Linked DNA regions of Mus musculus: region 1 is linked to region 2. The links are chromatin loops, found by intact Hi-C in ENCODE. Cell type or tissue: heart. All regions are shown on one strand. Each heading gives the region's core, and the rest is flanking DNA. Links, peaks and the distances in the headings are about the cores only. Region 1 has its middle 72 kb from the start of Gm34799. Region 2 has its middle 65 kb from the start of Gm34972.

What was found. Hi-C counts contacts between places; a loop is a spot of excess contacts. Peaks named below come from ENCODE experiments on the same cell type or tissue, not always from the same donor. Only the 100,000 strongest peaks of a DNase experiment are listed, where the experiment ranks them.
Region 1: it touches region 2 in a loop (1.9-fold over the local background); 3 of 42 quality-filtered maps call a loop at or near these places.

Annotation. Positions count from the first base shown.
Region 1 is chr17:9,970,920-9,986,344 of GRCm38, forward strand. No RefSeq gene overlaps it. Among named protein-coding and RNA genes, the nearest start is that of Gm34799, 72 kb to the left of the region's middle. In heart, for the core only: no CTCF peak of the experiment used is centred there; no DNase peak of the experiment used is centred there; H3K4me3 peaks cover 921 bases; H3K27ac peaks cover 4,774 bases.
Region 2 is chr17:10,073,941-10,089,365 of GRCm38, forward strand. No RefSeq gene overlaps it. Among named protein-coding and RNA genes, the nearest start is that of Gm34972, 65 kb to the right of the region's middle. In heart, for the core only: no CTCF peak of the experiment used is centred there; a DNase peak (open chromatin) is centred at 6,141.

The DNA.
Region 1 (15,425 bases), core at 2,372-10,371, 100 kb before region 2:
GGACTTTTTTTTTTTCCCAAACCATTAGGATTTTACTCTTCTAGGTACCAGGTTTATTTTGCTGTGTCCCAACAATTTGCCCAGACTCTGTCTCTGGCCAGTGACCATGTCCCTCCATCTTTGAATACCATCTTTATGTGGGATGCAAATGGGGTATTCTCTTCCTGGAAGACAAATGCCTTCACAACCCTTTAATCTACACGGCTTCCTTTTCAACCCTACAAAGGCCATCTTTTCTTCATACTACCTTTTCCTCCTCGACTTTAAACCCTTCAAGCAACATTGTAGATTCCGGTTCTATTTGTTTGGTTGCTAGCTTCTGTGCACTTGGGGAACAGAACTATAGAAGTTGCCTAGAAGTTCAGGGTGGGGGGAGTCTCAGGTTGGTTGAAATGGCAACTTAATTCCCCAGGATCCAGTCAGCCGTGCCCAGTGCCTCCCTTGGAGTTTCTATAAACATGATATGCTGTCAGCAGAGAGACTGTTGTGTCATAACCCACATGGATGGACAGGAAGGCCTTTGGAGCACCAACCAGTTTACCTCAGGTGTAAAACATGCCAGCTGTGAAAGCCGTAGGACAGGTTAAAAACAAACAAACAAACAAAACAAGTTTGTCTTGCAACCCAAGTCCCTTTACTCTAGAGTGCACTCCCCACCCCCTTCTTCTGGGGAAGTTCCTCAAAGCCACACAGATCAACATGGATCTATCCCTGTGTTCCGTTTTCCAAGTCACACTTGCCAAGTTTCCCCTGGGGCTATGGCCACCAGGCTCAGATCACAATGGGCCCACCCAATGGAGACCCAACCACAGGAAGACCTGTGAATTCCCAGGCCAACCTCCCACCCAGTTTGGCTCCCCCTGGGTGCCTTTGCCTCTGCACTGGGCATCCCATAGCTTCAGGAAAGACCCAAGGGAGCAACCAACCCCAAAGAAGCAGTGAAGAAGTTTTCCCTCTTCACCCCCCACCTGCCGCTACCCGCCCTTGCCTTGGCTAATTAACTTTTGACACTGTGTCCTCAAGCCCATCACCTGCAGTCAGTCAGTCTTCCCTGTCAAGGAGATCTGGGTGGAGGAGCCCAGGGGGCATACAAGAGTATGTGTCAGAGTAGGAAATAATTAATTCCTTGACATGCCTGATGAGTGAGCCCAGGACAGCCAGGTCTCCAGTGGCAGCCATGCTCCTGGTAGCCAAGGCAGCTGTATGGAGTCCTTCTTCCATCCTTCCTCCCACCCTTTCCTCCTTCCTTTTCCCATGACTTCCTCCTCGCTTCCTCCTTTTGCGTCTTCTCTGATCCATTCCCATCACCTTTCTCTTGTTCTAATACCCTCTCTTCCTTTCTTCCTGATCTTTCTTTTACTTTTTAGCTGGAAACAACCAGGAGATGAGCCCTCACAAAACAGGGGCTTCAGCAGAAGGAGCCTTTTCTCCTGGTATCTTTCATCTGCTCGCTGGAGAATTTGATGAGCGTTCACTGTACTTGCTAAATACTTAGCGTTTCCTCAGACACGCTTCTTTGGATTATGCCCTCAAACTGTGGAGCACAAGAAATGCTTCCTGGAGTTGCCCTTGCTGAAGTTCTGTCACAGCAATGGGAAAGCTAATGAACTCAGAAAGCAAATGTGCCCCTTTTTGTGCCCTGCAGAAAAGCAGAGCACTTATGTGCAAGTCCCAAAGCAGAAAAGGGCCTAGCACCAAACTGCATCACAAAGCATTCCCCTCAGGACTCTGTGAGACCAGCTCCAGCCTGAGGAAGGTCACCAAACTTCACTTCACTTCCCTTGTTTGCACAGACAGCTTGAGAGGGAACAGAACAGTGATGGGGAACGATGAGGAGATGTGGACCACGGCAACTTCTTGACGTCAGTGCTATGGAAGGGCAGGGACTGACAACGCTTCTCACTCCCAATGACTTAGTTCCTTTTGCAGAAGATCCATCAAATAGTCCACATGATGTGCTATCAAGACCAGGGAGCAGAAGGATAAGGCATACCCCAAAAGATACGGTGGAAACACTAAGCACGCACGCGCGCGCACAAACACACACACACACACACACACACACACACACACACACACGAACATACACACACTGAATGCACACTTACACACACTCACACATGCACATACAATATATGCACATACAAATGCATATTTATGCATACACACATACACATGTGCACACATACATGTACATTCACACAGGTACACACACGTGTACACACATGCACAAACATGCATTTATATACACACAAACACATGTGCACACACATGCATACTCATTGTCTTAGTTAGGGTTTTAATGCTGTGAACAGACACCATGACCAAGGCAATGCTTATAAGGACAACATTTAGTTGGGGCTGGCTTACAGGTTCAGAGGTTCAGTCCATTATTGTCAGAATGGGAACATGGCAGTATCCAGGCAGGCATGGTGTAGGAAGAGCTAAGAGTTCAAAATCTTCATCTGAAGGCTGCTCATAGACCACTGACTTCCAGACAGCTAGGGTAAGGGTCTTAAGCCTACACTTACAGTGACACACCTACTCCAACAAGGCCACACCTACTCAAACAAGGCCACACCTCCAAATAGTACCACTCCCTGGGCTGAGCATATACAAATCATCACAGGTACAACCAAGAGCCTTTGCATTAACTTTTTCTGTTACTGTGACTGGTTCTTGTCCACATGTGAAAAATTGGGGACTCCTCCACTCGGAGATTCTCAGCATCCCAACATCCAGGAATTCCTCATCAGCATCACAGTGGCATTGGAGCTCCTTAAAAAAAAAAAAAAAGCTAGGCTTTTACAGTAGACAATTATTTGTTATTAAACATCTGAGGAAATGGAGTCTAGGCTTGCTTTATACACACAAAGCCTGGGTTCAATCCCCAACACTGCATAGACTGAGGGTGGAGGAACATGAGTATAATTCCATTATTGCATAGGTAAGGCACAAGGACCAGAAGGTCAAGGCCATCCTTGGGTGCACAGAGAGTTCAAGGCCAGACTTTGCTACCTAAGACCCTGCTTTAAAAAATAGATGGAATACGGCTTAACCATTAAGTACAAGCACACTTATTGGAGACTAGAAATAAGGAAAACAAGAAAGGAGGCGAGCAAGACCAGTCACCACCGGCCCCGAGGAAACCAGCATCACAGGGTAGGCTCTTGGGAGGTGATGGAAATAACCAGTACTGGTTACCTGAGTAACCCTTGGGTTTTCTATATGGAGTTTAAAGTTCTTTTTTTCAGCCTGCCCTTAGCTGAGACCTCCTGGCCATCTAAAAGATTTTAAATCATGTTCTTCCTGAAAATGTGAGATCCATAACAGGAGACAAACAGGACACTTCTCTGCTGGCGAATCACCCTCTTCTCATTTTCAGTGGATCCTCTGGGAAAGATGCTCAGCCCTCACTGGGGGCTGAGTCAGTGCATCCTGTTGGAGGGATGCTCACCCGCCACTGGTGGCTGAAACTGCCTGACGCACACAGAGTCCCATTGACCAGTCCTCCAGCCCATGTCTGTTTCTCACCACTGTGCACTACTGGGCAGTTTGTTCTTGCCATGTGTGAAGGACACATCCTATCTGGGGCTCAAGGACTGAACTCAGACATTCCTCACTTGGAACTCGGGGGGTTTGTTTTCCACCGATGGGACCTTTAAAGGACAGGGGAGCTTGAAGTCTGAACTTGACAGGCAGAGTCATGACAGGAAGACCATCGAGGCCTGCTACCGCCGTGAGCTTATGGTAAGAAACAGTGAAAAGAAAGTAAAGTGAACAAGAAAAAATTGAATGGAAACAAGGCTGAGAGAATCCCATTCATCGCCTTTCTCCACTGCTGCAGCCCCTTGCTGTCCCCAGAAGTTTTCTGAAACAGCCTTACACGACTTTACTCAATATATGAGAAACCTGAAGCACTCATGGAGAGAGTGCCCAAGTCATTTCCTTAGAGCCCTACAGGTACCTGTAATGGATTTGAACTCAAGCCTACCCAACTTAGGATCTGGGGATAACTGGATACAGAGACATCACCACAAACCATCCCAGGACTCACAGAGAGGAATTTCCTTGGAACCAAACTCCGACCTCATTAAAACAAAAATGTTGACAGCTGTATCAAGTATGGCCAAGGGTGAATATTCCCTAAGCATATGTTCATATGCCAAGTTTTACTTGGACTTTATTTTCTGTGGAGTAAAGCTTCTGTAATTTTATATAACATTAAGTAAATTCTGGGCATTGATTGCTGACAAGACTAGAACATATATTGACAACCTATTAATGAACCAGGAATAGCCCAATTTACCAACTTTTAACAATGGTCCCCACTAGCCAACTCTCCTCCCCAGTCCCAGGTCCAGACAGTTTATCCCACCTGTTGCTCCTGGCAATAGACCTAGATTTACCACCATCTCAACCAGACAGGGATGGGTCAAGTCAACACATTGCTGCTCATTTCAAGGACCATGTTGGCCTCAGCCTCTGATGAGGGAGTCAGTAAAGCCCTGTGTTCAGTAATCACAACAATGATCAAGGACAGTTCAAGGTGACCAACCAGGACAGTCCCTGACATGGGGCTGTCAATGATCAGACAGGACAGGTGTCGCTGGCTCACCCAGACTAGAGATCACTTTGTATAAAGAGGCACAGTAGAAAAAATGCATTCTTTTAAAGGGTTACATCTTCTCTTGAATTTGTTTAAAACTCTCCCAGCTTCCTGGAGTTTCTTAGGTCTAGACTCTAATCCCTTTTTGGGACACAGGATGACCTAAATAGCCAAATGTACAGACAGCTCTCAGCTCTGCAAGTAAATACGGCAAAATACAGGGTAATTAAAGCTGATCTCTTAGTGCCTTAGAGAAAGCTTTCCTCTCCTACCTCAAAACACACATGCGTGTTGTTTTTCAGGGATGCTAACAGTTGACTCGCCCAGTTTTATCACACGGAGCCAATGAAAAATCACATGCTGTGGGCAAGTCCACTGTTTTTAAGCAGAGATCCTTCTAGGATGCTTGGCTAAACTTGAAAAGAGTTGTGCTGAACGTGTAATTACAGGGGGTGACTTCACTTTATTAAAACGTCTTTGCTCATCAGGGAAGGAGTTGAGTCACGGGGCAGTGAGTGAGCTTTTCGGAAGGTCATGCCCAGGATGCCGTTGGTGATACTGGGATGGCGTCTGGGAAAGACACTCCATTACACACAGGCGCACAGAGCCCCATGGAGTTCTCTCTGTGAGCTAGCCTGAACACCGCTCCAAAGAGTCCAGAGCTGACGAGACTACTTGGGCGCTAAAAATAGATCCCCATAGCTGCGAGAGACACTCGGTTGCTCTGGCCCCCGGATGTACAGCATGTTGGCAGCTAAAAGTGTGGTTGCTCGGTGGGAAATGGGTGTTCTAGTAAGAATTCTAGCCACAGATACCGTTACAAGCTGGACTACTCCCAAGTTGTTAAGTACCCCCCAAAGTCAAAGATCTTTATGGTTCTTTTTGAGGGTCACATCTTCCCAGGGAGACTCCCAGTCTTGGACTAAGTTCTGTAATGTTTCCCCACCCTACCAAGCCCAACTTAAATGCCAACCGAGCTAGGGAGAAGCGCCTCTTTGTTTGTTTCTAACACTGGGTCCTGAGTTGTTTTCTATTTTAAAGAGCCTTAGCACGGAGATCAAAGAAACAGACCTTCCTTGTTTAAAATCTATAAATAGACAGTAGATAAAATCTGATTGTATTACATCCTTTAAAAAGCAAGACTGGGCAGGCGAAATGGTTCAGATAACAAGGTGCTAGTATAAAAGTACGAGGACCTGGGTTCGGTTCCTAGAAGCCATTGAAAATAAAGTTAGGCAATGTGGCACATGCTTGTCATCTCAGTGCTGAAGAGGTGGAGGTAGACACCTGGGTATCGATGGCCTGCCAACTCCCCGCTGGTAAGGTCCAGGCCAGTGGGACCCTATCTCAAAGTATGCCTGGGGAATGATAACCAATGTTGTCCTCTGTCCCTCAGCCTTGAGCATGCATCCTCCCCACACACACCCAATGAAACCCTCAAGGTCATCCTGAAGAATTGATGCTCTCGTAGGCTCATGTTGTGATATTGTGAACAGTCAGCTGACCACCTTCCACCAGCTCCTAGCCACACCCATCCAGAAGCCAGAACCCAAACAGTATCTAAGCACCTGGCATTGTGAAACAAATTCTTAAAATGGCCACAAACATGCGCACTCGGTCATGGGACCAATGGAGTAGTATCACTCAGGAACTTGTAGACAGCAGGAGCAAACCCAACCCAGTCACACACATGTGTCATCACGAGATGCTTCAGGCTGCAGAGGAAGGCTATGAGGCTGAGGGTCAGCCTTACATATCAGTACACAGGGCTTGTTGAAATCCCAGGCACAGGGAAGAATTTATCTTGATCCAGAAGAGAAAAAAAAAAAAAAAAGACAGCACAAAGCAGGCTTATTCTGACTTCTGTCCATGAAGCCAAAGCAGTGTCACCTTTTGATTATGGCAGCAACTGCCAAACTTGATGTCCATCTCATGCTTTTGTTTTGACAAAACACTCTTAATGTACACTATCTTTATTGCCTGGTGACCACCGCACCAGTGGAAGCCAATGAGCAGTTACAGGGGCCTGTGTTATCTGCTTCTGGGTTTCTGTCTCTCACTTGTCAGTGCTCTGTCTCTGTTCCCCAGACTGGCTCTTCCACTTTGCATTTCTGCCAACACCTGATCCTGGCTTTATCAGTTCTTAGCCACTGAGCCAGTGTTCCCCTGATAAGAAAACTCAGAGAGAAGAGAAGCTAGGAATTCTTTGGGACGTATTTATTTACATTTCCTGCCTTTTAGACAATTTAAATTCAAACATCTGTCCTGTCTTCCTCCCTGAAGTTTAACCTCGAGAAGAAATTATTTCAGCAAAGAAAAAAAATGCATGAGCCCTTAGTTTTGAGGACTCCTTCCCCCATTACCCACTAAGTTAACTTCACAGACCCTCCACCTCTGCCTGTGCATTTCTTATCAATGCCCCCAATTGCTTGCAAATTTCGGGAAAGCAGCCGGTACCGAATGTAAGATCCGGACCTCTCACTCTTACAGCTGCTGATTCGGCCACATTCACAGGTTAGTGTTTGCTAGAAGAAAGGGCTAGAAAGCTCCTGTAGTCGTCGTAAATACCTATTCTCCAGCCGCACAAGCCTGACGCGGAGTGTCATTTCCTCCACCACATGGAGAAACATTAGTCTTTCCTTAAAAGGGGAGAGCTACACTTTTGATGCAAACTTTGCCCCACTCTGAATGATATGTGTGCCTTTTATGTTTATTAAACTGCTATCCAGCAGAAAAAAAAAGCAGCCTAATATTTTGACATGAAGGTCATTTGAAAGTTTTACTGCTTGCAAGGCTGATCCATTTTGTTGACAAAAAGCTCTCTCAGGGATCCCTGAGGTATCCCCGCCTTCCTGACTCTCCCAGAGTCTGACATTTCTTTCCCCCTCTCTCTTCACCTCTTCCCACCCATTAAATAGGTCCCAATGAATGACTAATTGCCACCTCATTAAGGTTGTCCCAATGAATGATGCTATGGCATTCGGAAAGGATTTGAGATAAACACCCAAATATCCATGATACTATAGTGAGGCTTCGTTTGAGAGGGGAGGAAGAAATGGAGATGCTACAAGCTCCGCCTATTCAGCAGCAGGAGCTGGGGTACCAGAATAAGGCACAGCACACACTTCAAAAACTGCAAAGGGTTCCACTAACATAGGCTCTTGGGGTGCAGACCTTCAAAGGTGCCTTGTTTTGCTGACATGGAAACCATAACAGAAGTGACACATGGTTCACCAGGGTGTCCCAGTGTGCCCGAGAAGGATAACAGGGAAGAAAGGGACTCCAGTCATAGGCACCCAACAAAGGACTCGAATGGAGCAAAACCGGGGAGGAAGTGAAGTCTCTACAGAGAGCCAACCCCCACCAGAGGACAGGAGCGACAGCAGCACAGCCCGGCCTTCATCTCTACAAAACACACAGCATTGCTTATTTTATCATTTGAACACTTCGAAAACAGAACAGGAATGGCGGCTGGTTTCCTTCCACTTTAAGGACACAGAAATCATTGCGTCCCTGAGAACAAAGATGGCCTTTCACGCTCTGCTCGTCCCGGCATAACATTAGCAATAACAGAACAGCACAGACAGTAGCCCTGAGGTAAATCAGACCTCACAGCCACCACCAAAAACAAAAACAAAAATAAAAACAAAAACAAAAACAAAAAGCAAATTACCAGAGAGCAAAGTGCAGCAGCACCCTCTAAAATGTCACCTGTACTTTAAAGGGCTCCGTCTTTATTTCTTTATTTATTGCCTGCATTCAGGATCCTGTTGCCAATATTGATCATGGGGTGTTATTTTCTCATTTCAGTAACAGCCCGGCACCTGATTCTACTTATAGCGTCTCCAGAAAGAAACATCAACCTAATAAATGAAATCACATGACAAGATCTGGCTTTATTTATTGTTTATTTATTTATTGTCTCATAATTACACTGAAGTTGCTTTTCTTTCTATAGCCACCCCAAATGCCATGGGATGAAGCTATGAATGCAGGGGCCCCTTCAGCTTCTAGTGAGAGACAATTACCCAGAGCTAAAAGCACAGAACTAAGTAATTATCATATTTGGCCAGGAATTCTCTGCAGCTAAAGAGAAGTGAGGTGCTGAACATCGCTCTGTGGATGGCAGGAACTTATTACCATTTGTTAAGTCACGTGTCTCTGAAACATCTCAGCAAAAACCGACATTATACAAAAAGCCACACTTGATGTCTCTCTGTAAGGTCCATCTGGAGGGACCCACTGTCACAGCACATGGGAGCCAGTGTGAATGCCCACAACATTTAGCCAGCATGGGCAATTCTTACATTTTAATTTAGTTACTGGTGGGGGAGACATGTGGCAATGTGGAGGAGGTCAGAGGACAGTTGTCCAGAGCTGCTTCTCTCTTGCAAGCCCCAGGGATTGAACCCAGGTTGTCACACTCACTCAGCAAGCGACTTCACTCGCTGAGCAGGTCCCTCATCGTGTCTCTGAAAGAGAAGCGGGATTGACTCTAATTGGGGCTAATGTCCAGGAGACTCACATTCGTTAACAGCCTTGTCATTCACCTGACACACGCCAGGCAGAGTGTTTCTGTAGCACAGGTTAGCTCCTGGTTCTTCCCATTCACTCTTGTGACAGTCTAAGCCATGTAAGAATTTATAGACAGGTGATAAAAGACTCATCTATCATCTATCTATTATCTATCTATCTATCTATCTATCTATCTATCTATCTATCTATCTATTGTCCATCCATTTACCATCTACCCACAATCTATCATCTATCTACCATCTATCTATCTATCTATCATCTATCTACCATTTATCTACCATCTATCTATCATCTATCATGTATCTATCTATCAATCATGTATCTGTCTGTCTGTCTGTCTGTCTGTCTACATAGAGTCTTATGCATCTCAGTCTGGCCTGGAACTCTCCATGTAACTAAGGATGACCGTGAACATCTGGTCCCCCTGCCTCTACCTTCCAAGTGTGTAACCACAGGCAGGCACCAGCAGGTCTGATTTTTGCCATGCTGGGAAATGTAACTGGAATTTCATACACTCTAAGCAAATACTCAAGTGACTGATATCCCAGTCCAGCAAACATATTTGAGATGCAGGAAAGAGGTATATGAACGCTGGGTCTAGAAAAGGCGGAACATCTATGATTAGGCCGGGACATAGTTCTGTCACTGAGTTCATTCATGGCATGTGGAAAGAATGCCTCTAACATAGCCAATTGATAAGCAGATAGGCACCTGCCTCAGAGAATCCTAGTGCAGGATGAACATCTAGAATCCAAAATTCCAGAATGCTCCAAACTAGCGAACTTTTGGTGGCAGAAGTAAAAAAAAAAAAAAAAAAAAAAAAATCCATAGCATGAAATCCTGTCTCATGCCCCAAGTTATTAAAAATAATGAAAATTACTTTCAGGCTACAGAGATAAGGTACACATATATACAATATGAAACAAAAGATATAAAACAAAAATGAATTTCTTAGACTTGGGCTCCATCCCCAAGATACTATATAATAAATGTTCAAATTTTTCCAAATATAAAAAAAAAATGTAAAAATCTAAAACGTTCTGGTCTTCAGCATTTTGGGAAAGGAGTAGTCAGCCTGTTGTGGTTTCAATGCGAAGTGTCCTCCACAGGCTCGCACATTTGGTCACTCCTAGTTTGGAACGTTGTAAAGCCTTTAGGAGGCTGGGTCTTGGCCCAGGGGTAGATCTCTGAAGATGGACTTGAGGTTTAATGCCCAGGCCCCACTTCGTCTTCAGCTTTCTGACTGTGGACTTGTCAGAAAGTACCTGCCGTCATGACTCTACACTGTGATGAAACACAGCTCCTCAAACCTGGAGCCAAATGAACCCTTCCACCTGTAAGATCCATTTTGTCAGATAAGTAGGTAAGAAAGAGAATCAGGTACCTTAACCACCCAGGACCTTGCCAAGTGGGCGGGGCTGCTGAGTGGGCAGGGCTGGCTGGACAGGGAGCCCCAGGACCTGCCTTCTCAGCAGATTATAAGCTTCATGCCTGTTTTTTTTTTTGTTTTGTTTTGTTTTTTTTTTTGTTTTGTTTGTTTGTTTGTTGATGTGGGCTCAGAGATCAAACTTGGGTCCTTATATCCACAGCCCAGTGATTTTATTTTCAACAGTCTGGAACTCCACAGTTTTCCCACAATGGCCATACCATTTTGCATTCCATCAACAATGCACAAAGGATCAAGTTTCTTAATAGCCTCATCAAAGTTGTTATTTGGGGGGTTTTGGTGGGTTTTGAGTCACCTTGACAGAGAGTTGTGGGTGATCTCTTCTTTGCTTTACTGCCCCACCTAATGTCTGTCCAGCTCTCCCTTGGACACATCCTTGCTCCTGTGACAGATTTAGTCACCAGACTCAGTGTATTTGGTGGAAAACAAAGTGTTGAGCATCTGTGAGGTTCCAAGCTCCTTGTGGTGGTTTGTATATCCTCGGCCCAGGGAGTGGCACTAGTAGAAAGTGTGGCCTTATTGGAGTAGGTGCATCACTAGCTACCTGGAAGTCAGTCTTCTCCTAGCAGCCTCCAGATGAAAATGTAGAACTCTCAGCTCTTCCTGCATCCTGTGTGCCTGGATGCTGCTACACTCCTGCCTTGATGATAATGGACTGAATCTCTGAGCCTGAAAGCCAGCCCCAATTAGCTGCTGTTCTTATAAGAGTTGACTTGGTCATGGTGTCTGTTCACAACTGTGAAATCCTAACTAAGACACTTCCTAATGCTTCAACCATTTAATACAGTCCTTCATGTTGTGGTGACCCCCCCCCCAACCATAAAATTATCTTTGTTACTACTTTATAACTGTAATTTTACTACTGTTATTGACAGTAATGTAAATACCTGATATGCAGGATACCTGATATATATGACCACCCACAAGGGGGTCGTGACCCACAGGTTGAGAACCACTGCACTAGGTAGATGGGATTGCATGTTATGTTTAAAGAAAGGTCAGACTCGGAGAGAAAACTCAGAGGCTCCATCAAATCAATTAGCCTCACCTTTCACAGAAGGGTCTAGCCAGGGTCTGGGGAGTAGAGAGAAGCTCTGAGTTGTGTGGGAGCTAGCAGACACTGGGGTGGGCACCAATCCTAATGCAAATACCCGGGGCTCTTCTGTCCCCTTGCTTGCTCCTTGGTAGACCTGGGTTGCCTCTGCTTGGGTCTCATTATTTTGGGAGTCAGTGAGCACTGGGTTTTCTATGTGGCAGTTTCCCTCAGCCCACAAGAACAAGAAAACCACCTCTGAGAGAGAAAGGAGCCACATACCTTCCCAGCTGCTCTGTCCCTGCCAGGCCCTGAAACAAGGTGTGGGGGTAAGGGAGGGGGTGAGACAGGCTGTCTCTCCCATGTGACAGCAGCTGGAACCCTATCTCCCAGGGCCATCACACATCCTACCTATCAGCCTTGCCTGGCAGCCAAGGAGATACATTTAGATAAAGCAGCTTCAATCCCAATAACAAGCCCCTCAAATGTCAGGCGGCACAAAGGGGAGCATCGATTGCTACTGCTGGCCCGCCTTTCTCTTTCTGCAGCTCTGCCGGCCTTTCTCCTCTCACACGGCAAAGCCACAGACCAGCAGAATCCGCCCGTGGAAAAAGCCATTGTGCCTGGACACACATTGTGCTGCTGGCTAAATGGAATCTCTCCTTATGTCTCCAAGTCCTTGTCCTTCAGGCCTCCCAGCTAAGCCAGGCTAAATCAACTCCCTGGGGACCATCAGCTGACACCTGCATGAAGAAGATGCTATGCGGGAGAAAGGAGTCAGGGAGCAGGAGAGTCTAGCTAGACCATGGCCTGAGACACTCAGTGCTAGGAGACTGTCCTTCCTCCTATGAACAAAACCATTCATCTGCATGGAGTTTGGCAGGGGTCCCTTTTGAGAGATGTGAAAAGCTGGAGAGAGAAAGAGGGCCAACACAGACAACCTCAAAGTCATGACCCATGACCCCCAGGGCCCGTTCTATCAGTGGGCTTGGGAAGGCTCACTCGGAATACCCCTTTAATTATCTGACGATATCAACTATGACATGAATACAGATGCCAAGAGTACACTGTGTGCTTCCATGCAGCAAGCTCTCTGACAATGCTATTTGGCATTTAATTTAAAATTTCTTCCCCCCCCCCCCATTAGGAATAGTCTTCATAGAGTAGAGTGTTAATGAAGAATCTTTTCGGGTTTGATTTGTGGCAATAGCAACCTCCCTACTGACTGTTCGCTCCTTCCCTGATGGTTTGTCTTGGCTATCTACCATGGTATATTTTCTAGTGATGTTGGAGCCTCTGTGGAGGAAAAAAGATAAATGATAATATGCGTTATTATCATCTCTTAATAGCTACTGGTAAATAATACAACATCATCTCTATTCTGGTCCAATATGCCTAAAATAGTTACTCCGGAGTAAAAGCAGGATTAGGCATCAGAAAGTCCGCTTCAAAAGATTTCTATATTAAGAAATCTCTCTAAAAGGGAAAGTAGAATATGAAAAGAAATAAATCTGGATATAAAGGGATTTAACATTTTAATAACAACGACTCACAGCAAAGATAGTAAATCTCCCCCCAAAAGACATCACATCAAGTGTCCAAATTCCAAGAGCACGTGAAAGGCTTCCCGACATGGTGAAGTTAAGGGCACAGAAGAGTTAAGGTTGGTAATCAGTTAGCTTTGACGTAGAAAAATTGATCTTAATGACTCAGGACCATTAATGTGAATATAGAGCCCTCCAAATGGAAGAAGGAGACAAGAGAGTGGGTTAGAGCAGTGGTAGGACTGGTCATGGGAGGTTGGGCCTGCTGATGCTGGCCTGGCAAATTCAAGAAATGTCTGTGAGCCAAAAACAAAGACAGCTTCTAAATGGCAGCTGAGGAGGCATGGAAGCAGTTTGTCCCCTCGCCAATACAAGTTCTCGCCAATACAACGGCTGAAGGACTAAAGGCACTCTGGAATTGTGGTGTGCTATTAACCAGAACCAGCCACCATCATTCAGAGTTCTAAATTTTACAGACGGAATCAAGCCCCTGATGAGCGTATCTCTAAGTTATTGAAAAGCCATGCAAGCTGTCGCCACCATGCAATAGTCAAGATGTTTCTAGATGAGGCTATGGGATTTCCCGGCATGCAGCACTCACAGTGAATACCTCTAACCCAATTTGCTGTTTAGAATGACCCGAGAGCAGTCTCTCCCTAATGATACCACATCACTACATGTCACAGACACCAGAAGTGGCATCTGAAATATCAATGCTACCTACAATGTGAAGAACCACACTGTTTCCCAGTGGGCCACCAGAGCTCAGAGAGCTGCCATGGATGGTGGGCCAGAGGAGGCTGTGGAGGGCTGAGCCCACACACTTTGTCCATTCAGAGGAGACACAGCCAGTTCTCCAAGAAGGTTAGACTCAGGCCAGCAAAGATGGCTCAGCAGGTATACAACATGACCAAAACTAACTGAGGAGAGGAAAGGGTTATTTGACTTACACTTCCAAGTCATGTTACACTTCCAGGCCATAGCCCTTCGCTGAGGGAGGTAAGGGGAGGTACTCAAGCAGCCTGGAAATGTATCATTCCAAGTGACCTGGAAGCACAGATGAGTGCTACTCGATCAGTGACTCACTCACCCACCGGCTGTCTGTCTAGCTCAGCTACCTTTCTTATACAGCTCAGACTCAACTGCTTAGAGATGGTTCCACCCACATTGGGTCTGGTCTTTCTAAATTAATCAATCAGGACAATCCCCCACAGACATGGCCAAAGGCCCATCTGTCTGGGCCTCAATCAAGGTTCCCTCTTCCCAGATATGTCCAGTTGACAATAAAAAAAAACTAATGAATACACAGTATTAGTAAATATCATTAGTAAAACCTATTAAGTCGATCTGTATGAAATAGTCACATTGCAAGATCAAAAAAGTGTGCCTGTGAGCAGTTTTCTGTGCATTGAGTTAATCATATAAAACTGAGAAATTTCCTACCCTGGAAATTAGACTCCATAGACTGATACATCTCAAGAATTCTCTAAATGCTGGGTGTGGACAGTCTTTGTTGCAGAGTATCAGGTCTACTCTCTCTTACCAAGGGCCCCAGGTCTCACCTTCATGGTAAACACTCATATACCATGTGCTGTAAGTTTAGGAATGGGTTAAAATCCACATATTTGATCATTTATATTATTCTTTTTAAAAACCTAAGTTCCCAAGGCTGGAAGATGGCTCAGTTGATAAAGTACTTGACTTTCAAGCATGAGGACTTGAATTTGGACTCCATCAGGACCCACATAAGGAGATCTCACAATAAAAATTTTTGTAAAGTATAGATAACTAAAGTACAACCTAGAAGAAGAAAAAAGTCCCAGTTTCAAAGACTGTTACTAGGAGTTCAATTTCCCCACCAGTTTCTCAACTGTCCTCGTGGCAAAACACAAAACTGATTTCTTGGCATCACCATGAACCACCACCTTCCTAGGAAACACCATTCCAGGAAGATCCACAACTTTAATAAACAAAAAAGTTACAATTATTTTTAGTGAGTCAAAATGCTGCAATTTATAATATTTGAACATACATGGAACCCAGAGTGTAGCTGGTACATATTGAGATGGAAACTTCATCTCAGGAAGTAACACTTTTCTAACTTGACAAGCCCATCTGACACCTTGCTTCCAAGCCACCTTCTGCATTTTCTTATCATTTATGTGTTGCTAGAGAACATCATCAGAACAGAGCTCTAGAAACCCAAACAAAAACAAAGACAGCACTAGCAATCTCAGTTACCCCAGACGTCATCCC
Region 2 (15,425 bases), core at 2,728-10,727:
AGATTTCTCAATGGCAGCACCATAGTCATGGCATCTCACACCTGCGACACAGCAAGTGGACCAACCAGGTCAGCTTTCTCTTGGTCTTATGAAGCCAACAATATCATCATAAGAATCTCTTTCTTCAAGGGCCCCATCTCCAAACTCTATTAAAATATGTGGTGTTTGGAAAGAAAATGGTCCCCACAAGCTCAAAGGGAGAGGTGTTATTAGGAGGTATGGCTTGGTTTGGAGAAGTGTATCACTAGGGGCTGGGCTTTGAGGTCTCAGTGTGTCTCCCTTCACTTCCTACTGCCTTTGGATCAAGATGTAGAACTCTCAGCCCCTTCTCCAGCACTGTGTCTGCCTTGCTTTCTGTCCTGACGAAAATAGACTAAACCTCTGAACTGTTAGTCAGCCCTAATTAAATGTTTTCCTTTTAAAAAGTTACTGTGGTCATGGTGTCTCTTTACAGCAATAGAAACTCCAACTAAGATAACATATGACTGGGATTTCTAGAGGGGATCAAAAGCCAGACTATAGCTCATGCTTACAGCATCTCTGGTTCCTCTGAACTAGATGTCAGATGAAAAGTTCCCCATGCTAATGTGATGACAATATAAACTGTCTCCAGAAATCGTCAAATGTCCCTTGAGGATAAAATTGCCCCAGTGGAGAGCACTGGTTTAGAAGAAAGGGAATGGTGAGAAGTGTTGCATGATGTGACTGCAGACAGCGGTGCCTGAGAAGCGTCAGTCATTCTCAGGCCATTTCTGTGACACATCTGCAGAGCTCACCCAGAAGAACCAGGAACTCCAGCTAAATAAGTAGATAGATAGATAGATAGATAGATAGATAGATAGATAGATAGAGAGAGAGAGATAGATCAGGTTTGCAATTCTGTGTCTAGTCACATTCAGAGTCATCCTAAGTCACACAAAGACAGTCTCATAGTGGACACTTCTTCAAACTACTGTGCATCGAGTGGGAGACAAATAGAAATCCATAGGAAGGGACCAACGTGAAGCTGGGAAATCTGAAAAGCATCTGCCAGAACTGCCAACCACCACTCACCCATCACCCTGACATCCCCTCCAACAAAGACCATGCTCGTGGAACAAAGAAAACAATTTCTCCACACAAGAAATCTGTCTTAAAAACTCCTCACCACAAGCTGCATGTTCACTGCAGCCTTGCTCCTGTTAGCAAACTGGAAACCCTGCCACCCCACCTATCTAAGGCATAGGTTAAAGCCCACTCAGATGCCCAGTAATATCCCATGAAGCTGTTTTTACAATGCAGTAGGTCTGCCTCTGCAGACAGGCTGGGGATGCAAGCAAGCCCTGCTTGTTGAATGAGAAGAGGGAAGTGCAGTGGTATCTGTACCGGCTTCCATCTCTGGGAAAAGGGAATGAGGACTGAAGGGCACAAATGCAGAGCTCCTTGGTGTTTTTTCTTGGTCATTACACTAATTCGAATCTTTCTGCATAATGAGGCACACTTCCAAAACAAGAAATGGACGTGGACCATCATCAAAAAGAAAATGTTGCAAGGTGACCCAGGAAAAAGGCAATTTTGCTAAAAGTACTTGGCAGCCAAACCCAGCTGGCTGTTCACTGAGGTCTTCTGCCTTTAAATTTAATGCACTCTGAAAGTCTTCGGTGCATGCTAATTCTGGATAAACGGAAGTTGAAACAGTTGGCAGGTTTTATGTGACTATTACATTATCGTGGGGACTTACTCAGGACTAATAATCCACTTTGCACAGCGAAGTAAGACATCCACTATCTTCCAACTGAAGGAATTTGCTGCATCCATCCACACCATCAACACAGCAAATTGGCTCTTGGGGGGGGGGGGGGTTGTAAGAAATAAACAGGATGAGATTAGCTGATAGCACATGACAAATAAAAAAGATTCTCCCCTGTTTAATGAGTGCTCTGTGCTGATATGGACCTTGGGCACAAACTCCACAACCAGTCCTACAACACCTAGAGGAAGCTTCATTCCCAAGCATTCTAACACACCCAGGATCATAGGATCCCAGAATCCCAGGATCTCAGAAGCTTGGCCAAACTAGGATCTCAGGATCCCAGAGACAGCTTGACTCCCAGGAATTCTGGCACACCCAGGATCTCAGGATCACAGGATTCCAGAATCACAGGATCACAGAGAAAGCTGGCTCCAGTCAGATATAGCCAGGGCAAGTAGCACTAGATATAATCAGATGGTGGAAGGCAAGCATAAGAACATAAGCAACAGAAACCAAGGTTACTTGGCATCATTAGAACCCAATTCTTCCACCGTAGCAAGTCCTGGATACACCATCACACTGGAAAAGCAAGATTTGGATCTAAAATCACTTCTCATGATGGTGATAGAGCACTTGAAGAAGGACATACATACTCCCTTAAAGAAATACAGGAAAACACAGGTAAACAGCTAGAAGCCCTTAAAGGAAAAACACAAAAATCTCTTTAAAAATTACAGGGAAACACAATCAAACAGGTAAAAGAAATGAACAAAACCATCTAAGATCTAAAAATGGAAATGCAAACAATAAATAAATCACAAAGGGAGACAACCCTAGAGTTAGAAAACCTAGGAAAGCGATCAGGAGTCATAGATGCAAGCATCACCAACAGAATACAAGAGATAGAAGAGAGAATGCCAGGGGCAGAAGATACCATAGAAAACATTGACACAACAGTCAAAGAAAATACAAAAGCAAAAAGCTCCTAACCCAAAATGTCCAGGAAATCCAGGACACAATGAGAAGACCAAACCTAAGGATAATAGGTATGGATGAGACTGAATATTCTCAACTTAAAGGGCCAGTAAATATCTTCAACAAAATTAGAGAATAAAACTTCCCTAATCTAAAGAAAGAGATGCCTATGAACATACATACAAGAAGCCTTGACCAGGAAAGAACTTCCTCCCATCACATAATAATCAGAACAACAAATGCACTAAACAAAGAAAGAATATTAAAAGCAGTAAGAGAAAAAGGTCAAGAAACATATAAAGGCAGACCTATCAGAATTATACCAGATTTCTCACCAGAGACTATGAAAGCTAGAAGATCTGGGCTGATATCATACAGACCCTAAGAGAACACAAATGCCAACCCAGGCTACTATACCCAGCAAAACTTTCAATTACCGTAGACCGGAGAAACCAAGATATTCCATGACAAAATCAATTTACACAACATCTTTCCATAAATACAGCCCTAAAAGGATAATGAAAAACACCAACACTAGGAGGGAAACTATACCCTAGAAAAAGCAAGAAAATAATCTTTCAACAAACCCAAAAGAAGATAGCCACACAAACATAATTCCACCTCTAACAACAAAAATAACAGGAAGTAACAATCACTTTTCCTTAATATCTCTTAACATCAGTGGACTCAATTCCCCCCAAAAAGACATAAACTAACAAACTGGAAATGTAAACAGAGCCCAGCATTTTGCTGCATACAGGAAACGCATCTCAGTGACAAAGGCAGATACTCCTTCAGAGTAAAAGGTTAGAAAACAATTGTCCAAGCAATGGTCCCAAGAAACAAGCTGGAGTAGCCATTCTAATATCAAATAAAATTAACTCTCAACCAAAAGTTATCAAAAATAAATAAATAAATAAATAAATAAGGAAGGACACCATACTGATCAAAAGAAAAATCTACCAAGATGAACTCTCAATTCTGAACATCTATGCTCCAAATACAAGGGCACCCACATTCATAAAAGAACTTTACTAATGCTCAAGGCACACATCACACCCCACACAATAATAGTGGGATACCTCGAGACCCCACTCTCATCAATGGACAGATCCTGGAAACAGAAACTAAAGAGACACAGTGCAGCTAACAGAAGTCATGAACCAAATGGATCTAACAGATATTTATAGAACGTTTCATCCTAAAACAAAAGAATATACCTTCTTCTCAGCACCTCACAGTACCTTCTCCAAAATTTACCCTATAATTGGTCACAAAACAGGCCTCAACAAATACAAGAAGACTGAAATAATCCCATGCACCCTATCAGATCACCACAGACTAAGGCTGGTCTTAAATACCAACAAAAACAACAGAAAGCACACATACACATGGAAGCTGAGCAATGCTCTACTCAATGATAACTTGGTCAAGGAAGAAATAAAGAAAGAAATTAAAGGTTTATTAGAATTTAATGAAAATGAAGACATATCATACCAAACTTTATGGGACACAATGAAAGCAGTGCTAGGAGAAAGACTCATAGCTCTAAGTGCCTCCCAAAAGAAACTGAAGAGAGCTTACACTAGCAACTTGACAGCACACCTGAAAGCTCTAGAACAAAAAGAAGCAAATATACCCCAGAGGAGTAGAGGGCAGGAAATAATTAAACCAAATAGAAACAAAAAGAACTATACAAAGAATCAACAAAACCAGGAGCGGTTCTTTGAGAAAATCAACAAGATAGATAAACCCTTAACCAGACTAACCAGAGGGCACAGAGACAGTATCCAAGTTAATAAAATCAGAAATGAAAAGTGAGACATAACAATGAAGTATATCTTTAACTATTCTGTTTATTGAATAACAACAGTTGAAAATATTAAAATCATGTTCTACAAAAAAAAAAAAAAATCCTCTCTTAAGTCTCGGGTCCAACACAATTTTTTCACCAGCAGCCATTCAGTCTCCATTTTCCACAAAGTATTGAAATGTAAATCTCTTTGTGTAACAGCAAAGGATATGTTTTCTAAACTCAAGTTCTGCCCCTCACCCTGGGGAGAACCGCATAGGTCAAAGGCAAAGAAGATAAACAGCCATTAACAATGAGAATGGAAGGCGGGGTCTTTAAGTGAAGTTCTGAATAGATGAAACCAGATGGTTTGTTAGTTTTTTGTTGTTGTTTATTTTCAAAGAAAAATGTCTCCAAATTTTATCAAATGACTAACTTCTTATCACATAGTTAATTTTCAAAGTGTACCTAAAGAGCTTTGTAATAGAAAATTAGACCATTTTGAAACAGGATAGCCTCTGCTCTAGAGCTGTGTGCTATATAACCAGGGCTGGCTGTGTCTACACCAGCTCATTTCGTGCCACTCTGTGTCTGTCTGCTTTGTATGCAAATTCTTCTGGGAAGATCAGAGTCCTGCCGGGAATCTCTCTGATTTGGCCAGATATCCTCCAGTGCTAGTGTTAACTCTCAAACCCTGGGACAAATGTGAGATTCCTATTTAACATATCAAAGCTGAGCTGGCCGCCAGGATCTCCCAGCATCCTTCAGTCCCTACCTTGCGCCCTCTTATGCACCCCACCCCCACCTGACCCTGTAACTTTTCCAGCTGCTACATCTGGTCCCTGTCCCCTGCCTCCACTCTTCACATGGATCAGAGTGATGTCCTCTCTGGACTCTCCCAGATATCTCTGTGCTCCCTGCTCCCTTTTATCTACATACCGAGTAGCTGTCATGTCCTTTCCTTCCCCCCCCCACCCCCCCGTTCAGCATAGACATTTGATATCTTGAAATATTTGGCACCAGATAGCCCACCTTTCTCAGAAACACTCTCCTTTACAAAGCCAGCACAGTTACCAAGCACAACCTATAGGCAGGCCCATTTACATTCCTCTCGGTCAGCTGTTAAAATAGGGTAGTTTCTTTTGTTAATGTTTGGATGGATATAGGTCTTCCAAATGTGTGGAGGGAGTAGCTGAGGCAGATGGATGAAAAAGTGAAACAAAAGGAGGACATGACCACCTCCTTAAGTGTGGAGGAAATTTTGCTGTAGATGGAAGTCAGAAAGCCTGAAGAGCAAAGAGCCTAGGCTGGATGTGGCCCGCAGACTAACCTACCCCGAAAGGAGCCGGGGAGGCAGAGAAGCGCTGACCATAAGAAGGTCCTGGTGCCAAGAGATGGACATGGCCTCAATGGCTGAGTTATATGGGGAAGGGCAGCGGAAGCCCTGTCCCTTGGAAGGAGAGGCTTGAGGGTGTGGTCTGGGTGAGAAGTGGTGGGAGGAGCCACAGGTACTGAGTGTTTTGGGAACAGCTGGCCTCCATCAGCTTTGATATGTTAATAGGCACCTCAGCCATTTGTGGGTGACCTAACAGCAAGGTCAGAGGCTGAGACTATCTAGTACAAGTGTCCTCCCTCAACCACATTACCTCATCTGTTTGCCCAAATGGAAGCAAGCCAAGGAAGGATTAAAATACAACTACTAGCAAGTCATCAGCTTGCTCAGCCTCCTGCTCTCCAGTCCACGGGCACTCAAGTGTTCCTGTCATAGTGAGCTGTGCTGACCCCGGAGTCTACAGGGAGAGGACACGAAGCCTGGAATGACCCCTGTGAGCTGCCTGCGCGTAGACCCTGCAACTTCTCATCAGGACTGAGCGTGCAGCATGAGCAGAAGTAGTCCAGAGCCAAAGCTCAAAACACTGCTGCCAGAGTGAAGATCCACCGGTTCACAACACCCTCCAGGAGAAGATGCCAACTATTTTCCTGCAATTACACTGTTGCCACCCACCCTCTGTGTCAGCTGAATAAACGAATGAGCCCAATGGGCCGGAACCACAAACCAGATGCAAGCTAGGGCCAGTCCCCAGTCCCCACCCCCACCCCGTCCCCCACCCCCAGAGGGAAAGGACGAAGAACTAGGTTGAACACAGCGCCATTTTGGTTGGGTCTGGGAAGAAAACCCCTCTAAGAAAAACGAAGAAGGAACAACGCAGTGCTGGACATTCCCTCACTCCCATTAATTAGTAGCCCTCATGGCAGGACCCATTAATTTAACTTTTGGATGTCTGGAGCCCAGCCAAGATCTGCTCCCTCCATATGCTTAGCAAAGTGCAGAGCGATAACTCTGAGTACTGCTGACAGGCGCCATGATGGCACAGAGCATAGTCTTAGTGGCATCAATTTCTCCAAATTATCACTTGATTTTGAGGACCCCCCCCCACCCGCTCTGTATGCACTGCATTTGTAGCAGGTCTTGGCCTTCCAGGAGGTTCCAGGGCTTGATGCCCACCCTCAGTAATTGTTTTCCTTGGTCTGCTTTGCTCTCAACTAGCCAGAGTGCTACCCATCATGTCTCTCAAGTTCAGGCTGTCAAAGGAAGAAGCCAAACATCTCAGTCATGGTGCTTCCTGGGCTCTGTTTATTCTAGCCAGTGAGCAGGTCTGAGGAGATTTAGTGATAGTCGGGAAGCTGTGGGTTCTTGTAGGGTACTCACCAGTGAGAGGATGTGGTTAGATGACCTTGTGAATCCCCACCCGGCTCCCACATACCCACCCCACACTCATGTGCCTCTTTACATACAGAGAAAGAAGCATATCCATGCATACATACACACGCATACACACAGGCACACATGTATATACATAAACATAAGTAGGCACACACATACACATGAAGACACATGCATGCTAACTCATATACTCATAAATTCTCATATATACACAAGCACACATGTATCTTCATAGTCATTCATTCACACATATGTCTAAGCACACAATCACTCACACGTGTGCACCTCTGGACACATATATACACACATACATGCATGTAAATACATATGTATACACATATACAGGAACTCATGTATATACATAAACATGTATGCATATTAGCATACATAGAAGAATTTAAGTATACACATATATACAGGCTCGTGTGTACAGATACATGCATATATGTATGCACACAGGCAGGCACATACACAGATATGCACACATACTTTAGTTCTGCATTCCAAATTCTCACAGCGTTCCAATTCAGATTGATCCTAGCCTGTCCCTTGGCTGGCCTTGTTCAGCTCAACGGCAGAAGCACCCAGGCCCAAGCAAGCCCTGTGTTTACTGCCCATCAATTAATCAGGCTTGACTCGAACTCTTTCCAGCACGGCAGCTCCTTCCTCATAAAGTTTAAAATGTGTTGAATAAATGAATTGATCTAGTTACACACAGCCTGGCAAGTCACTGAACCACGCTGTGCTTCAGTTTCTCCATCTGCAAATGAGAAGAGCCCCAGCTGTCTCACGGGACCGAGGCGGGGATCATGGGAACGTGGCCGGCCAGTATTCACAAATATTTGTCCCTGCAGTTAAACTCATGGGTGGCTATTGACGCCTCACTATTGATAAGGTCTTTATTGACAGTGGTCCTGCCAGATGCTACAAGATGCAGAAGCCACAAAGGCAGAGGGGTCAGACATTGCCACCTAAGAAGCTCTTTGTCATGGCAACGGTGTGTATCGCTGCGTGTGACAGACCGATCCCAGAGCCCCTACTTCAGCAGAGGGGCTCACCTGATCCATGTGCACTTCTGAGAGCTCCCATGCTTTGCTTTATTGTGAATTTATGTGGCATGGGGCACAAGATTCCATGCATCAGAATAGGGAAAGAAGAGTGCCTATGTATGCCTCCTCCATAAATTCTGCACGATCGCTGTTCTCCTGGAGCTCAGTTCCAACAGCACACCTGCCCCCAACCCCGGGATGCCACTGCCTCTGCTCTCCCATACCTGCTGCCAAGATTCACCACATGTGACTCCACCCCCTTTCAGAAGTAGCAACTGTAAGAGGATGTGGAAATAAGACCAGGGAAAACCGCATAAGCACAAGGATAGAACTTACCCTGTCCCCAGAAAATGGTTGACATGTGGACATGACTAAATTTGAATCTTACAAAACTTAACAAGGCTCCTGAAGAAAACAGTCACAAAATGATAAGTAGGAAGTCAGGCATGAATGTGAGTCTCACTTACAATGAATGAGTAACAGCACACCACTAGAGACTTAGAGCCCCTCTTACGGGTCCTCCTGATCAGCCATTCATCTCATAGAAAGGCTTCCAGGCAAAGGCCAGATCCTCTATGCAGAACCCAGGCCAGCCCCAGTAACCCTACAGCCACTGGGTGTACACAGCTTCTTCTTCATCTCGCTGCAAAGTGTACAGTGTCTCCAGAACTAGGACATGGCTCTCCCTACCTGTCCATGCACCTGTTGAAGAAAGAGCAGGTGAAACTCACCTAAACAGATTTTGTTGGACTGAAAAAGACCAAGAATAAAGCCCCAGGCCCCTTCTAATTGTTGAGAAGCTGGAGGGATAACACTGCATCCCTGTTTGGCATCCATTCTGATCAGCACAGCGGTACTTCAGTAACACCCTCTGTCAGGGCAGTAGAGAACACCCTGGGAGTCTGTCATATGCGCCTCTGCTCTGCCCTCTATGTTGGTCACCTTCTGCCACATTCCCCTCCTCTCAGTGTACAGGCTATATCCTGTAAGGACCACTCCTCCTCCCTCTGCCTATACCTACAATCTGCAGAACTCTCATTGGACAACAGATGTGCCCCTCATTGGCCAGTGAGTCTCATCCTTGTACCTAATCTTCCAGGCCAGCCTATAACAGCAGACCATGGAGTCAGCCCAGTCATGTTGATCATAGTCATGATTGCCAATCCGTCACAGAATTCAGTCTTCATAAGGTGTTTCCCAGCATATCCATATCCCTACCTAGAACTTTATAGGATGAATGACTAACAAAGGAACAAGTGGGTTGTATGTGTTCATATGCATACATGTGTGTATATACATATATAAGGCATCAGCACACTTTTATTGAAAACTACAATGTGAAAATTGTCAATACAAACTGTTGGACTTTTGAAGGGTGACCCTAGATGTCTGTTTGCTCTGGGACAATTCATGTACCGTTTTTATGACTTAGCTCCCTTGATAGTACAACCTACCCATGGGAATTTAGAAGAGCAGAGGAATTTAAATGAGTGCACTGTAGGCACTCAAAGGCATTAGAGCAACCACTCTGGCTCTCTGCCCAACTTACTTGTAGGAATGGAGCTGAACTTCTCTTAGTAATATAGCCATAGGATAGGGGTCACAATGTCACCATCTTTACAATCAGGTCCTTCTGCCCCAGAGGGATACCATCCTCTGGGCCTCTCTTTTCCCAGAGGTTTAACCTCACCCATTAGGCTTGAACCCCTGATCATGGAAAGTATGTGGGAGCATTCTCTCCAGTCGGGAAATATCCCCAAGTCATCGGACCATGTTTTGATTGACTGCAAGGCAACACCTTGGGTTTGTGGCATGATAGATGTGACTTTAAGGATAGAAAGCAAGACATTGGCATGCCCAAGGCAAGAACTTACTGATCTTTAAGATGACACAGGAGAATCACCAGTGGTTTAGCACTGCCCTGGGACAGGCACTATCTCTCCAGCAGTTATTCCCACCTTTTGCTGTCCCTAATGCTCAGGGGCTTTCTGGAAGATAGGAATCTCACATCTTCTTTTAATTACCCTCCCATTCTATAAGTATCCCTTATTAAAACTCTTAAATAAGAGACTGGGTGATGGAGCAGAAATTTTGTATCAAAAGGCTTACAGCCAAAAAAGAACTACAGTAAGTTGTTTAGCTGGGTTTTGAGTAAGAGGTCTCAGATGTTCTAAAGCAGTCTAGACCAAACCTGAGGACCACTCACTGAGCTGCGGTTGGAAGTATGAAGCAAACAAGAAATATCTTTGTTTCTCAGCATTTTTGACAGTCCCCTGCCTTCAGTCTTCTGTGAATTTTTCAGAAACTAGTAATTAATTAATAAAAATGTTTGAAAAATGGAGAGATCCAGTGGGTGGGCTGCCTGCCTGGATAGAGTTCTGAGGCTCTCAATGCCTCTATTTAAAACTTCCTAAGCCATGTACTCCAAACTGAAGTGCAGCAATCCATCTTAGGGATACAAATGTTGGTTCCAAGAATATTTTTCAACTTTGAGTCTTAATTAGAAAACCATAAGAAATGATAGAATATAGCAGGCAAGGTGGCAGCATTAGTAAGGGTTTTACTGCTGTGAACAGACACCATGACCAAGGCAACTCTTATAAGGACAACATTTAATTGGGACCGGCTTACAGGTTCACAGGTTCAGTCCATTATCATCAAGGTGGAAACATGGCAGCATCCAGGCAGGCATGGTGCAGGAGGAGCTGAGAATTCTACATCTTCATCTGAAGGCTGCTAGTAGAATACTGGCTTCCAGGCAGCTAGGATGAGGATCTTAAAGCCCACACCCACAGTGACATATCTCCTCCAATATGGCCACACTTTCTAATAGTGCTACTCCCTAACCAGGCTTATACAAACCATCACCATAGCACTTGCCTTTAATCCTAACACTCTGTTGGCAGAGCCAGATGGATGTCTGGGAGTGCAAGGTCAGCCTGGTCTACAGAGTTCCAGGATCCTCAGGCCTATGTAGAGAGACTCTGTCTCAGAACAAGACAAAACAAATTCAAAATTAGAAAAAAGAATATTATTGAGGCCAGATGATTGAGATGGATGACAAAAACCGATGGCCTCTATCGGAACCTTCTCTTACTCAATACTTTCAAAGTAAAATTCTTGTTTTCTCTACATAGACCAGGCTGGCTTCAAACTTCAGCTATTTACCACCGCCACCACCTCCTCCTCCTCCTCCTCCTCCACCTCCTCCTCCTCCTCCTCTCTCTCCCTCTCCCTCTTCTCCTCCTCCTCCCTCTCCCTCCCCTCTCCTGCTGCTGCTGTTTCCCCCTCTTCTCCTCCTCCTTCTCCTCCCCCTCTCCCTCTTCTCCTCCTCCTCCTCCCTCTCCCTCTTCCTCTTCTCCTCCCCCTCCCCCTCTCCCTCTCCCTCTCCCTTTGCTCCTCCCTCTCCCTCTCCCTCTCCCTCTCCCTCTCCCTCTCCCTCTCCCTCTCCCTCTCCCTCTCCTCCTCCTCCTCCCTGTCCCTTTCCCTCTCCTCCTCCTTCTTATCCTCCTTCTTCCTTCTGAATGTTAGTACTAAAGGCATGCACTATCACACTCAGCCTCAAATTTCTATTCTGAACTGATAATTCCCCATAATAATTTAGTATACTAAATGTGAGAAGCTTTGTTTCTTGGAATTTTTGGTAGATGTTGTTTGACAGCATGAAATCCAGTGAGGGCTTTCTTACCTTTCAGTGGGAAGCAGGAGACGGTGTCTCTCAGCCCAAGTGTATAGCTCCTGTAGCTATGCTCCTGCCCATTGAATTGGCTGTGGGAATTTGTAAGCTGTTCACCCTGCAACTCTATTTCCCCAATAGTGCAGCAAGTAGAATCGACTTCAAAGATCTCAGAGCAAGACTTCCGGTCTGCTGTTTCCAGGTACAGGCCTTTTGAAGGTGGGTGTGGCCGTTGGAAATGCTTTGGCCAATCAAATATCAAATAGATAGGGCTTGCATTACCTTGAGAGAGAAATATTTAAGAACTGGTACAGAATTCTGCAGACTCCTTTTTCCCAGGAAGGTAATCAGGGAAGCAGAAATTATTTGAAGGAGATATGAGATAGAAACAGCCTGGAAAGCATAGCCTTCGTTTGCACAGGCCTGGACCATTGCCCAGACCCACAAATGACTTAACATGCACAAGAAATAAACATTTGTTGAGTTAAGCCATGGAGATTTGGGTGGTGTTTGTCACTGTAGAAAATCTAGCCTCCTCTGGCTGATCCATTTCCTCACTGGTGCAGCAAGGATTAAATGAATTACTGTACATAAACACTTGAAAAACGCTAGCTCCACAAATATTTGCCAAGGTTACTCTGTAGACTTGATTCTAGCGTGCTTTCTTTCATGTTTTATAATTGGTGGTGTTTCACATTTTAATTGGCAACAGTGTTTCTTTCCTAATGTCCCATAAAATCACCCTACATCTTGGATCCAGGCCCATGAATCTGTACTCTTATTATTATTATCATCTTAGGGACTAGTGGATAAATAACAGAACCACATTCTTCATTTGTAAGTAGCGGATAAACAAACACTGTGCAGTTGTTTAAAGGGGAGGAAAGTGAAGAGCATGGTTCATCTCACTGGTATGTGTTAAACTCAGCATCAGTGGCCATGTTTGTTTCTGGGGCAGATGTGCTATTTGAATTTAGTCTTGGTGCACACCAATGAGTGGCTCTTCATCACGTCTGAGGGTAGTAGTCAACATCCAAAGAAAGATCTTGGGGGATGCTTTTTTTAAAAGGGTGATAATAATTCTATACTTATAGTCCACTAATAAAAGAATTCATCTGTCACGATAACAACTAGCCATGCAAAGGAACTTCTTTGGGCCTTCCCTCCATCAAGTATCAACTCACCAGTAATGCCAGCATGAGTTTTATTTGTTTTCAGAGGTTTCTCTGTATTACATTTGACAATTTGTTTGTGATGGTATTATATAAGAATTAGATGCACACGAACCTTTCTCTTTTATATTTGCCCAGGTTGATGATACATAATAAGCAAATACTTGAACATAATAATAAAAATAAATTAAGTCATGAAAGGAGGCCCTTCAGTGGGACACACATGGATGGTGAGAACACTCACTCAAACCAGGCAAGGAAACACCTTATCTTTGCTTTTCTGTCAACACTCCCAGATAGTCTCTGTATGACAGGAAATTTCTTCAGTCATGCAGCCCAGAGAGAGACTCTCAGAGCAGCCTATCTGCAGGCTAAGGCTTAAAAGACAAGGCTGGCACCAGCCATTTCCGACCTCCATGCCACAGCAGATTCTTAGCACTCCTCAGCTGCTCATGAGAAGACATGGAAGAGGTCCAGAAGGTGGCCTGGGGAAAGGTAGGAACAGGAGTCACACACGCTGACAGGAAGTCTCAGGAGGGTGAAGAAGGACAGAGGCTCACAGCGCTGACATTTCACACGTGAATCTAGAGCTGGAGGCCAACCTGTGTAGGAGCACACCCTCCATCTGCTGCTCAGCTGCCTGGGAGCTCAGAGGCCTCACGGGTTTGTTGACAAAGCCTGTAGAAGTCTCCTCTTGGAGCTCCTGTTGGGCATCGGAAGCCCCAGAGGCTTGGGGAGTGTTGTCACAGCTCCTGGAACATCTGGATCCCAGACTCACAGCATCTGTGTATGTGCCTTCCTCCATATGTTCACCCGACCATGCTGCCTTCAATTCCATTCCAGTGTGACCATGTCACATGCTTGGTTTTATAACTAGTAGCAGAAGAGTCCTGTTCCTGTTAGATCGTGATTGACATTTGCATTTTGACTGATATATTCTGTGAACGAGTTCCTGTTTTGGAAACCAGGAGAAGAACTGAAGATGGTCCTTCCATTTGGATTGTTTGGCTCTATGAACCAACAGATAGGTTTCAAATGCAAAAACTAATAGCAGCCTTAAAAAGATTTTAGGGAATGTGTCTTTTCCTTCATTTGCAGTTCTGTTGATCGTGCTGAGCTGAAACTGACCTAAGAGTTCTCTGTCTCTGTGTCTCTCTGTCTCTATCTCTCTCTGTCTCTCTCTGTCTCTCTCCATATATATATACATACATGCACACACATACACATACACGCACACACACACACACACACACACACACACACACATACACACACACACCTCCTGGACTCATAGGTGGAGGAACTAAGGTCCAGACTTGGAGAAGAAGGTTTTTCTAAACTCACACAGGTAGAGAGATCCAAGCTAGACTGGAAACTGAGTCTACTAATTATAGACCAGGACTCTTATTTTTCCCAGAGTAAACCTACCACACACTGATCCCCAACTTACAAAGAATCTTCCTAATGCTTTTTAAAAGTAGCTTTCAATTGAATTTTAAATATTAATTTCAGTTTATTTTCTTTCCTGGCTAGTGGTATATGGTAATATATTTTGTTGCTTAGAAAACTGGGCAAAAGAAGATCCCTCACACCCACAATCTGACAATAAAGATGGAAGCCACCAACACTTTTCATGACAGGGTGCTGCAGATCGTATTGTTGCTATAGTAGGACATTTAGTCAGATAAATATATTCAGTGCATTTTCAACACACCTTTCAACATGTGTTCAACAGAATATAACCCTAGTGGAATTTGAGGGTTATCTATCCTCAATGACATCATTTGGATGGAGCACTGAGCTGAACAGCCACTATGGGTCCCTGGAGAACAAGAGAGCTCAATCCAGGCTATGTAGTCAAATATCAACTAAGAAAACCAACATGGTCATTTGAGCATGTCCTGTAGTCTTCCTAGATGTGGGCTAGCAAGGACCATGGTTTGAACTGTGTCTACTAGGTGTTAAATTGAGGTCTCAACCCTTAGTTTTTGTAAATGAGATACTGGGTGGAATGAGAGTCTTTACAGGTGAGATCATTGGTAAATCCTAGGGAATCAGCATGACTGGTGGTTCATCAGAAAAGAAACAGAGATCCAGAGAGAGGCACACTCAGAAAGAAGACATGAAGACACACAGGAGATGTCAAGTGAGGACTCAGATACAAGTAAAGTCACATGACTATAAACCAAGAGGCTATAAGGGCCATTGGCTTCACCAAGAGCTGGAAGAAGTTGGGAGGGGTTCTCTAAGGTTTAATATATCATGGCATGCTGATTGCTTGCTCTTAAATTTGTGGCTTCCGAA